2 separate regions of the Mus musculus genome follow, and region 2 is linked to region 1. A link is a loop called in an ENCODE intact Hi-C map of the cell type or tissue named here. Cell type or tissue: left cerebral cortex. All regions are shown on one strand. Links, peaks and the distances in the headings refer to the core of each region. The heading gives the core; the rest is flanking DNA.

Region 1 (5,373 bases), core at 106-5,105:
ATGCCTCAGGTGGAGTGGGAGATGGGGGCTGTGTGGGCGGTACTGAGAGCATGGGGTGGAGTCCTTCCAACAGGCTGTTTCAGGTGGGCCTAAGTTCTTCCTCTAGGACTGTCTTGGTTGGTTAGTTGGTTGGTTTGAGAGTGTCAGAAAGCTGAGCCTGGCTCCCCACACACTTGCACACTCTTCCCACGTGCCTGCTCTTAACCTCACGTGCACTTTTGCTGAGGGATACACTTGCCCTCTCCTGACACGGATGGGGCCCTTGATCTTTATAACTTCTCCGACTGCTGTGATATTCCCCTAAGCAATCTCTTTTCCTTATACATTACGCAGCTCCAGGTGGCTTGTTGCAGCAATGGGCTAAGACACGGTTTGTCGGCATCGCTGGAAGTCTGACAGATGCTACTTTCCATCAAACAGTGGTAAATGCAGACTCACCGCTGCCCAAGGCACTGAGGATAAATGACGGATGAGCAGCCAACCCTGAAGAAGACATTGAAAGCGCCCCCTCCACAACTCAGGGAGCATTGTTGAAGAAAGGACAGAAAGAATGCAAAAGCTGGAAGATAAGGACAAGGACAGTGAGTGATGAGCCGTTCTGGGCAAGACTGAGCCCTCTGAATCATGAACTCAGGGAGGTGTGGATACCTGTGCTGGATCTGCATGATAATGGGTTTGTCAACAGACAGCAGTGGGCAGAGGAGGGGCCCAGGGGGCTCTGCCCATCACTGGTGAACTATTCGCTCCTTATGGATTCAGAGAGAGAGAGTCAGTGGCTTCAGCTGTTAACACACTGGTGACCCCACCCAGTTCCATTGAATAGGTGTAATCCAGCGCTTACACAGATGGTCTGTGTTAAACCAGATGGGTCAGAAAAATAAAACTTAAAGTCATGCATGTGGGGAAGGGATCTGAGGAGGAGGAGGTGAGCTGATGGGCTGGGGGAAAGAGAAGAAAGAATGGGGGCAGGGAGTAATCAGAAATATATATATATATATATATATATATATACTGTGAGATTGTCATTAAACCAAATTAATTAATAAAAATAATTTCTCTTGTAACGTAATAGACCATCTAACAGAGGCAAACAGTGCAGGCAGCCATGAACACAGCAAAAGTCTTTCCACTATGGGCAAAAAGCACCTTCCTGCCAGGTGGCCACACAAACCTCTCACTCTTCCCAGGCAATGCCAAGAGCTTGGCCTCCTTGATTCTATACCTATGACTGTATGAAGGATGAAGGACTTGTTATAGCCATGATTATTTTATAGGTTTGGTTTGGTCTATGTTGCCCAGGAACTGGGAAAGGACCATCCACGCCTGAGTTCACAGGCTCTGGCAGGGACTGATGAAAAGTGCTTTGGCTTTTTCTGGGAACCTAAGAAGATGCCCAAATGGGCAATGAGCATGTGGGGACATAAGACCCACCTACGCCATCCTGTGTCCAGACAGCTCACTTGTGGGTTCAGCTGGCTCAGCAAATAACACACTGTAGGACATGGGACTATTTCCAGCTTTGAGAGATTGTGAAAGGAACAGCCATATAGATGGAGGTATCTGGAGTTGTACATGAATATATGTCTAGTTTTACAACTCAATAAGAAACTGCTAGACGTCCTTTACAGAGCAGCTGGACTGTCTTGCTCACACTGGCAGTGTAGGAGAGTCTGCACCCACCACCATCCGGAGCTGTCTGGTGTTCTATTTTAGCCTCTCTGAGAAGCTGGAAGGCCTGCTTGGTTGTGTTTGATTTGTGACACCTACTGGCTGATGGGCGATTATGACTTTGTGGAAAGGTTGGTTGGGTTATCAGCTCGCTTCGAAACTGGACCGAGCCTTGTTCTCTCTGATGGCCTTGCTGAAGATATAGGTAGCTTGAGCCTACCTATACTCTGGGACTCACTCTCCTGCCTGGGATCAGTGGCTTCTATCACTCTGCCCACCTGGCAAGTCTGTTTGTCTTAGACATAAGCCGTGATATTTGTTCTGGTCCATCACAAGAAAGATGTCTCTGTCTACATCAAAAGTTCAACTTTGCCTTTTCACTCATGAGTGATGACAGTCATAAACTGCAGGCCTGAGTAGGGCCTTACCTCAACCTCATCTTCTGGACTAGACCTCGTCATCACTCTCCACAGAGACATGTCCCTCCCTGCCTTGAAGAGCAAAGGTGGCTCCAGTCAGGACAGGGCCATGTAGCCAGAGTGAGGGAATGGAGAGAAGCTCTGCCCAGGGCCTGAAGGCTTGGACAGGGTGCTGGGGACAAGGAGCAGAGACACCAAAAGGCCTGAGTTCCTTGCTAGCCCATGCCATCCAGCACAGGAGACCAGGGCTAATTGGCGGTGTGGGGCAGACACACTGTACTGTGGGGTAATTGGGCCCTGGAGTCCCACGTCCTCGCACATGGGGAAGGAAGCTTCCCTTTTCTCTCAGTGCCTCCTTTAAACCAGCTGTGGCTCAAGTGGGCCAGCTGCTCTGAGGGATTAGCCAGGCTGCAGCAGAAGCCAGGTGTCTGGGGGTGACAGTGGACAGAGAGAAGTGGTTTCAGAAGACTGAGGACAGACACACAGACACCGGCAGATCTCCAAGGTAGGGAATCACTGATCTTGGCACTGATTGTACCATAGAAATTTCCATGCTCTCAGCATCCTGTCTCCTGTTGCTATTTGCATGCATTTTCCAGCCTCCTCACACCCACTGCTTCTAACATTCTCTCCAATACTTACTATTCCCACTCTTCATTTTGTGCCCAACTCCGTGCACATGCCCCTCAGGAAATGTCCCCTTGACCCTGACTTCAGAAAAGTGGATGAATGAACCTCAAGAGGGCTGACATCTGCCTTGCTCCACTTGTTCCTCACAGGAAGCTGGCCTGTTCCCCTGAATACACACACACACACACACACACACACACACACACACACACACACCACACCCAGCCTGCAGTCAGCTGGAGGGATTCAGGCAGGGGCCCCAGAAAACCCATCCTTGCAGTATCCAGTGCTAATAAACCAACCCTGTGCAGTGCCAGGGCAGGCAGGACTGTGAGCCAACTACCATTTCCAGAACCCACCTTCACCATAGCCATAGGGTGTTGATGGATCAGAACCAAGCCTCTGGGAGGACTGCCCCTGTCTGTGGTCCACCTGATCACTCTCCCCTTTGTTGCCCTGCTTTTTCTTGCTCCCTCTCTCGCCCATTTAAACTTCTATTGCCCCATTTTGGTGAATCCAGAAAGAACCACAATTCTTTCTTGTGATTTGGAAATCTGAAGGCCACAAGCACGGGACTCAAAGGAATGCAGAGAACAGCTTCCCTCTAACATTTCCCATCAGAGTGAGACTGCCCTCTTTCCTAATGTCCTCCTGGACTCCTGCCTAGACTCCTTGGGTAGCTAGGCACGCCCCTGACTGTAAGGAAGACCCAGGACAGTTCTACCTCCAATCCACCCCAGGCTCTGATCCTAGCAAAATCCAACCATCCTTCCCAGTCAAGCTCTAGAGAGAACCACTAGCAGCTCCAGAGTTGGCCTGGATCTAGGCAGGGCTGGAGACTCTGGGGACAGGTGTGACAGAGGATAACCATTTTTCCAGGGCCCCTCACTTCCCAGGCCCTACCATGGTTGTGGTCTCACCTGCCTGCTCCTGCCCACTGCCACTCAGACTGCAGAGTGGCTTGTCGTGGGAGCCTCCACACTTGCCAAAAGTCTTGACAGGCAATGGAGGAACAGGACTTATGCCCTGTGCCCCTTTGCAGTGCTATTGTGAGCCTCATTGAGGCCTCCATGCCCAAGGTGACAGAGAAGTAAAGGGCGAGCTGAACTGAGAAGTGGCAGGTAGTCTCCAGATTTCCAGTTGTCTTTTCCTGAAAGGACTCTGTTCTGTGCGCAAATGTGTTCCCATCCCACTTTCCCATTCTGTTTGCTCCTGGTCACTAGCCAGACAGCCCCAACCTAGTCCTGTGCCCCTGAACTCCCAGCAGGGAGACCCTGCTTGGCCTGGCTGGAACCTCACATCTCTAAATCTCTAACTGTCCCTTCCTTCCCCAGGGGCACGGCCCTGAAGTATTTCCAGTCTTCCCCTTGGCCCATCAAATTCACATCTGCTGCTAATGATTCATTGACCAGGGTCATCCTCGACTCTCGGGGTCTGGATCAAGAAAATGTGTCAGGCACTGTCCTTAGCCTAAGTCCCATCTCGTCCTCCTAGAGGGATCAGAAGCTCCATATATGCACCCTTCCTCTGCTGGACCTCAGTGCACTGATCATTTCCAGTGTGGATCAGCCCAGCCATCAGCCATCAGAGTGACACTGATCTATTGGCCTCATGTGTCCTTCAAATTCTTTTCTCCTCTAGTCCACACAATCCCTTCAACTGGACTAGCCCTGACCAACTCCACATCCTTCAGCTATGCAGTAGGTAGTCTCTGCCTTCTTCTTCCCAGGGAGCCATGTGGCAGGTCCTTGCCTCTTCGAAACTTTTCCCAAGTGTCACTTCTTGCTGCTGTCCCCACCCAGCTGTGCCCGGTCCCACCGACCAACGCCCTCCAGCTCAGCATCAGCTCCCAGGCTAGGAGCTGTGCATCTTGACCTACTTTCTACTTTACTAAAATTCATAGTCTATGAAGGTGGTGAGGCGGAGACAGTGTATTCTCCTGGTTGATCCAGTTGCTTGGAATGACTGCTCTATAATGGGCACTCCGTGAAACTGGATGGACCATTAAGTGGAGACAGGCACCATTCCAGTTTTGCCATCTGACCTCTGCCTTCTGGGGAGTCCTGCGTATAACTGTTCACTCCTGGCATTTTTCATGGTGTCCATGGGCACCAAAACCCAGCATGACCCTGATTTCTAGGTCCTCGACCACAAGTGCACTTCCCAGTACCCAAAGCCCCAAGAAGCTAAAAGCCATCTTTATGGTCACCAGAACAGTCTTCGTTTCCATCTGAGAAGGTCCTAGTCAGCAGGGACATTCAGAAAGACCACTTTTTTTTTTTTTTTTTTTTTTTGGATACAGGCTAGCCTCAGGCTCATCATAATCCTCCCTCCTCAGCCTCAAGAAGACAATTTTTAGCGTCTATTTAGAAATCCCTCAGTTATAAGAGTTGTGGTTTTTCTAAATGAAAAGTTCATGCCTTCTGAAAATTGGGACAATTTGTCTATGTCTTTATCCCCTTTGGAAGCAGGTACAACAGGAAGCATTGGTTTACTGTGGCCATCATGAAGAGCCCGCTCGGTGTACCTAACCGTGGCGGGGTGGAGGTCACTCTGAAGGCTGTGGGTTGCTTTGATCACATGAGGACCAACTTCCTTGAGATGATGGGTGTGTTTCGGTGATAGGTTTCGACAGCTCACTTTCTAGCCCTGACCT
Region 2 (5,373 bases), core at 117-5,116, 360 kb before region 1:
TTCCCTGTGGGTGGGACCTATGGGTAGTACCCAGGACTAATGGTCGCTGAGGAATTTGTCTGTGTGTCCAGGTTGTGAAGGAGCTCCTGTCCCAGGGAGCTGACCCCAACTTGCCTCTGACCAAAGGCTTGGGCACTGCCCTGTGTGTTGTGTGTGACCTGGTCTATGAGCAACAGAGGAGCGTCGAGAACAAGATTGCCCTGGTGAGTGAGGGGAAGCGTGGGAGGATGCTGGGAAGAGATAGGGTGTGGAGAGTACCTGCTGGGTTCAGGGTGGGATAGGCTGGGTCATCCTAAGATCATGTCCGTGACCAAAGTAGCCTAGCGGACACAATATCCAGCACCTACCCTCCCCACCCCCACAGCGCTTGGGAAATGAGATAGCGTCAAGCTGTCGGCAGTGTCTGGACCTAGCAGGTCTGCATGCGCATTGCAGGTTACCTGAAACCCGGGTTTATGACCCATGTTAGTGAAATATGCTAAGAAAGCAGACAGTACATTTGTACCTTTCCACAGTGCCTGAACACATTTACTTAGGGTTGGTGGTTTTTTTTTGTTTCGTTTTTTTGTTTTTGTTTTTTTTTTTCCTGATGAGGCAAGGTCTTGTTCTGTAGCCCCACCAAGCTTCAAACGTATAATCTTTCGCCCCAGCCTCCTAAGTGCTGGAATTACAGCTGTCCACCACCACACCCAGCTGGAATTTATTGAACAAAAGCCGCGTCTAGTCCACAGGCCGCTGCTCACCACCCCCTCCTGATTTTACTTGGTAGTCAGCTTCAGCTGTCAGGATTGGACTCCGAGCCTCGCTGTGAACCCTGATAACCCTCAGGCTGCATCTCACACAATTAAGCGTTCAGGTTAAGTCATGGCTCTAGGGTTCCAGGAGGTCGCACTGGAGTGGCTGTGACACCTGGTGTGTGGGCATAGGGCACTGTTCAGTTGGGTAAGCTGGATTTAGCTTCTGAAGGTTGACTGCCACCCTACTCTGTGTGTGTGTGCCACCTTCTGTTTATCTACTCATCCCTCAGTGAGCAAACGGGTATCCCTATGTCTTAGCCATCGTGATTTTTGATGTTACCATGACCATGAATGGAATCAGAGATGGCTCTCCAGGGAATGGCATCTCAGGATGAGGCCAAGCCTGTCTACCCTATTTGCCTCTGACTTTTTCACACACATGGGGGATGGCCACCGTGTAGGCAGTAGGGAATCACAGCCCTTCTGGGCAACTGTATTCTCCTCCGGCTGCCTTTCAGCTGTCGAGTATGCCCACGGGAATTGGGAGTCACGCACCTTATGATGTGTTCATGTGTGGAGCTGCCCTGCACGGCCCCATGTTGAAGGTGGCTTCTGCCACCTCTGCCACCCCTCCAGTGGCCTTGTGTGCTTGACAGATTCTGTGTTCTTCAGATTGACCGGCTCATTAGCTACGGGGCGGATGTCCTGAACCCCGTGACTCTTGTGCAAGGCGATAGGACGGCTGTGGGCACGGCAGTCGACTATGGCTACTTCAAGTTCTTCCAGGTGCGGCTTTATCCCGAGCAGGACTCCTCTGAGACCCGGCTTCTCTTAGATAAAACTAGGAGCCCACAGTCAAGTCTGGTCTTCTAGGACAGAAGGCCTCATGATGGTGAACATGTGCTGTTGGGTACCTGTGAGCAGGCGTCCTTCTGTGTCCTCACAGTCACATTTCGGAGGACAGAGAGGCAGCCTGCTCACTCAGTCACTCTGTAGTGTGGGGTGGGGTGGCCGGAAGTCCTCAGCGACCACTGCATGTGGCTGGCTGGTGAATAGCAGCCCCAAGGACTCATTGTGACCCTGTACCCTGTCACAGGACCGGAAGATCGCCCACTGTCCCTTTCACGCTCTGATGCCAGCAGAGCGGGAGGTATTCATGGCCCGGAAAAGGCTGCTGGAGTACTTAGGCTTGCAATTGCGCCTTGCTGTCCTCAGCAAGGAAAGCCGGCTGGACACGAAGGCCCTGTACCTGAGCAAGAGAGGTGGGTGAGGCTCCTCAGGGTGCATCCTGTAGCTCCATTCTTACCCAACACCCCCATCTATCTGCTCAGCCACATCTGACCATCCCCACCCCCATGACAATGGCCCTGATGGTCTCACTTTCTCAGTCGCATCAAACCACAACCCTCCCTGTACCCACCAATTTCCCCACACGCGTCCACAGTCTGCCTCTCTATCACAGCAGTCGCCCACCTGCATTACATCCTTATTGCCCACAGATGCCCTCACTCATGCTGTGCCCAGCACACACCTACCCACCCACATGAAATGCCAACGTGGGAATCCCTGCCTGCACCCTGCATCCTACCTCCACATACCCCAAATGATACCCGTATATACCCCAATACCCACCACCAAAACATGTAGGGTTCACTTATCCACACCCACTCCTGCATATATACCAACCTCTACCTCCTCCTCATCGCTGTGAATTCAGCCACAATTATGCTCATCAGCTCTTTCCCCCACAGACTAACTCACTTCTATCCCACAGCCACATTGGCTTGCTGCATATATGCCTGTCTATCCAACTGCACACTCACACTCCAATATCCTGGACCCCGACACATGCCTATCCTCCCCAACACCCACACTCACATCCACCTACCCCTGGTCTCCACAAATAGTTCCCAGTTACATGCCCACACTTATACATAGCCATCTACACAGCTGTCCTTACACACCAGACTACCATCCTCTCTTAGGCACACTAGCACCCTCCTACACACACTACTTACATTCTCCCCTTAAACATATCAGCACTCCACATTCATGCCCCGGACTTACATAGTGCAAACACACACACACACACACACACACACACACACACACACACACACACACACAGAGAGAGAGAGAGAGAGAGAGCCACAAGCTATTCTGTACCTTTGTCTCTGCCCACACAAACTAACTTTCCCTGACACAAGCAGCTGTCCCATCTGGAAGTGGATGGAGAGTGTGGAGGCCGAGTTGTGGCTGCAGTGGCTGGAAGGCGATGCCTCTCTTCATATTTGGATCCCACTGTGGGACCCAGGTTAAGCCTCGGGAAAGGATATCACAGAGAATGCTGGGCCTCTGGTCCCCCCACAGCTCATAGGCAGGGGGCCCACCTGAGAAGACCTGGCCGTGCAAACTCTCCTTTTCATCACCGAGAGGGTCCTAGAGAGGGACCCTCCTCTTCCTCCTCCTCCTCCTTCTCTTCCTTCTCCACCTCCTCTTCCTCTTCTTCTTCCTTTTCCTCCTTCTCCTTCTTCTCTTCCTTCTCTTCATATTCCTCTTCCTCCTCCCCCTCTTACATGATAGATTTAGCTCTCATAGAATAACAGATCTAGCATCTGCCTTTGACATGGTAACCTGGTATCATCTGCAGACCCAAGACAACCAAAATTTCTCCCAAAACAAAATAAAGACGCAACACCCCACTCTTTAAGGTTTCTGCAAGTGATCCAAAGATCATGCAAGGCCCACAGGAGTGATTAATCAACAAAATCTGCTAAGCTCCATACAATCAGGCCATAGCACCGAAAGTTAAACCGGGGCTTGCCTCTCCTCCTGCTGTTGCTGAATCAGGAAGGCAGGACAACCATTTCCAGGCTGGCCCAGCCAAGAAAGCCCCAATATGAGGCCCTTCTTCCCAGAAAGCACGGAGGTCAGCAATCTTTATGCCGTCTCTGGCTGCCTCCTTCAAAATCCAAGCTCTAGGCTGAGTGCATTTCCACGTGGCCAGAAGACAGAGTCTTCTGTGGCATTAGCCTCTGTTGAGGATAGAAGCACAGCCCTAGTTTCAGTGCTGATAAGCATCCCGGGTCTCTGACCACCTGCTGGTAGGGCAGGATTTCACGCCAGGAGAGGCAAGCCGAGAAGACCGCCTACTCTGGCCTGGGTACTCAGCTCCTAAGGTAGAGAAGTGTGCCATTGTCTCCATCACCAACTCTAGGACCACAGCTCATAACTACTCGGAAGAAGAGAGCCCTAAATCTCTCCCAGGGACATAATGTCTTTGTAAGCAGAGTGTGGCCAGACGGTGCCCTCTGAGCCAGCAGGGGTTCTGAGGACTATCGTGAGAGGAGTGGGACCCTGCTGGAGGGACAAGCTAGACAACTGTGGCTAGCTTCTAGAGAGCATGGGAAAGTGGCTGGAAAGAGAGAGTGAACCTGCATCACTGACATGGGGCTGTCTGTGCAGCCAGCCCTGACTTGAGGACCATGCCAGTCTTTGAGCAAGTTCTGTCAGGATGGTGCACTGTTGGAAACCAGCCAGCAATTCAAAGAACTAACCATCCAGGCATGGCCAAGGGAGAGCCCTGCACAGGCCACCCTCATCCTGTGGTGACTGACCTCAGGCTGCACCTCTAAGGGCACAGTACCAGCAGCAGGGGAAAGTAGAGCAGTTACATTCCTCGTTGCTGTGACCCAAAGCCTGACAAAAGCCACCTAAGGGAAGAAGGGATTAATTTGATCAATAGTTTAAAAAGGGGATTGCGGTGCATCGTGGCAGGAAGGCATGGCGGCCGGAGTGGGGGCAGCTGGTCACATCTCGTCGGCAGTCAGGATGCAGAGGTGAATGTCGCTTTCTCCTCTTTATTCATTCACGGACTTCAGCCCAGGGCATGGTGCTGCCCACATCAGAGCAAGTACTGGTCTTCCTGTGCCAGCTAAGCCTCTCTGTCTCTCTGGTGGTTCTAAATCCTGCTGCTTGCCTATCAAGATTAACAATCATGAGTCTGCTTGTGTCAGTCTCGTGACAATCATGTGTCAACCTGACCCCTGGACACATCACCTTTTACTTTAGTTTTATTACTTTTAAAATTACATTTAGGTGTGTGTGTGTGTGTGTGTGTGTGTGTGTGTGTGTGTATGTTAAAGGATGAATGTGGGCTTTGCCACATATGTGGGGGTCAAGACAATTTGCAAGAACCCAGAATCTGTTCTCTGCTTTTACCATGTGGGTACCAGAGACTGAGCGCAGGTCGTCAGGCTTGGTGGAGAGTGCTTTACCTGTTGAGCCATGTCGCTGGTCCATGAATCACTTCTAAACCATAGCATCCTACTCGTCCCTAGAGCCTCGTTCTCATCTCATAATGCATGGGGTTAGCAGTCCCATTCTAAAGGGCAGACAGAAGACAGCGTGGAGATTTGAGTGATATGGCCCCCATAGGCTCCCATGTTTGAATGCTTGGTCCCTAGCTGATGAAACCATTTGGGGAGGATGGGGGGGCGTGGCCTTGTCAGAGGAGGTGTGGCACTGGGGCAGGCTTTGAGGCTTTCAAAAGTCTGTACCATTCCCAGTTAGCTCTCTGTGTCTCAGGCTTATGGTTCAAGATATAAGCTCTCAGCTACCGCTCCACCAGCCATGC

What was found. A loop is a pair of places that touch in the nucleus more often than their neighbours do. Peaks named below come from ENCODE experiments on the same cell type or tissue, not always from the same donor. Only the 100,000 strongest peaks of a DNase experiment are listed, where the experiment ranks them.
Region 2: a loop joins it to region 1, with 4 times the contacts of the local background. A loop is called at or near these places in 3 of 42 quality-filtered maps.

What each region holds. Positions count from the first base shown.
Region 1 is chr1:92,515,535-92,520,907 of GRCm38, reverse strand. It overlaps Olfr1414 (olfactory receptor 1414), which reads left to right and starts at 2,393. Exons shown (of 2, transcript NM_147039.2): 1 at 2,393-2,592. In left cerebral cortex, for the core only: no CTCF peak of the experiment used is centred there; DNase peaks (open chromatin) are centred at 1,649 and 2,537.
Region 2 is chr1:92,873,161-92,878,533 of GRCm38, reverse strand. It overlaps Ankmy1 (ankyrin repeat and MYND domain containing 1), which reads left to right. Exons shown (of 18, transcript NM_001347091.1): 13 at 72-203; 14 at 1,410-1,523; 15 at 1,834-1,999. Among named protein-coding and RNA genes, the nearest start is that of Gm36184, 11 kb to the right of the region's middle. In left cerebral cortex, for the core only: no CTCF peak of the experiment used is centred there; a DNase peak (open chromatin) is centred at 2,610.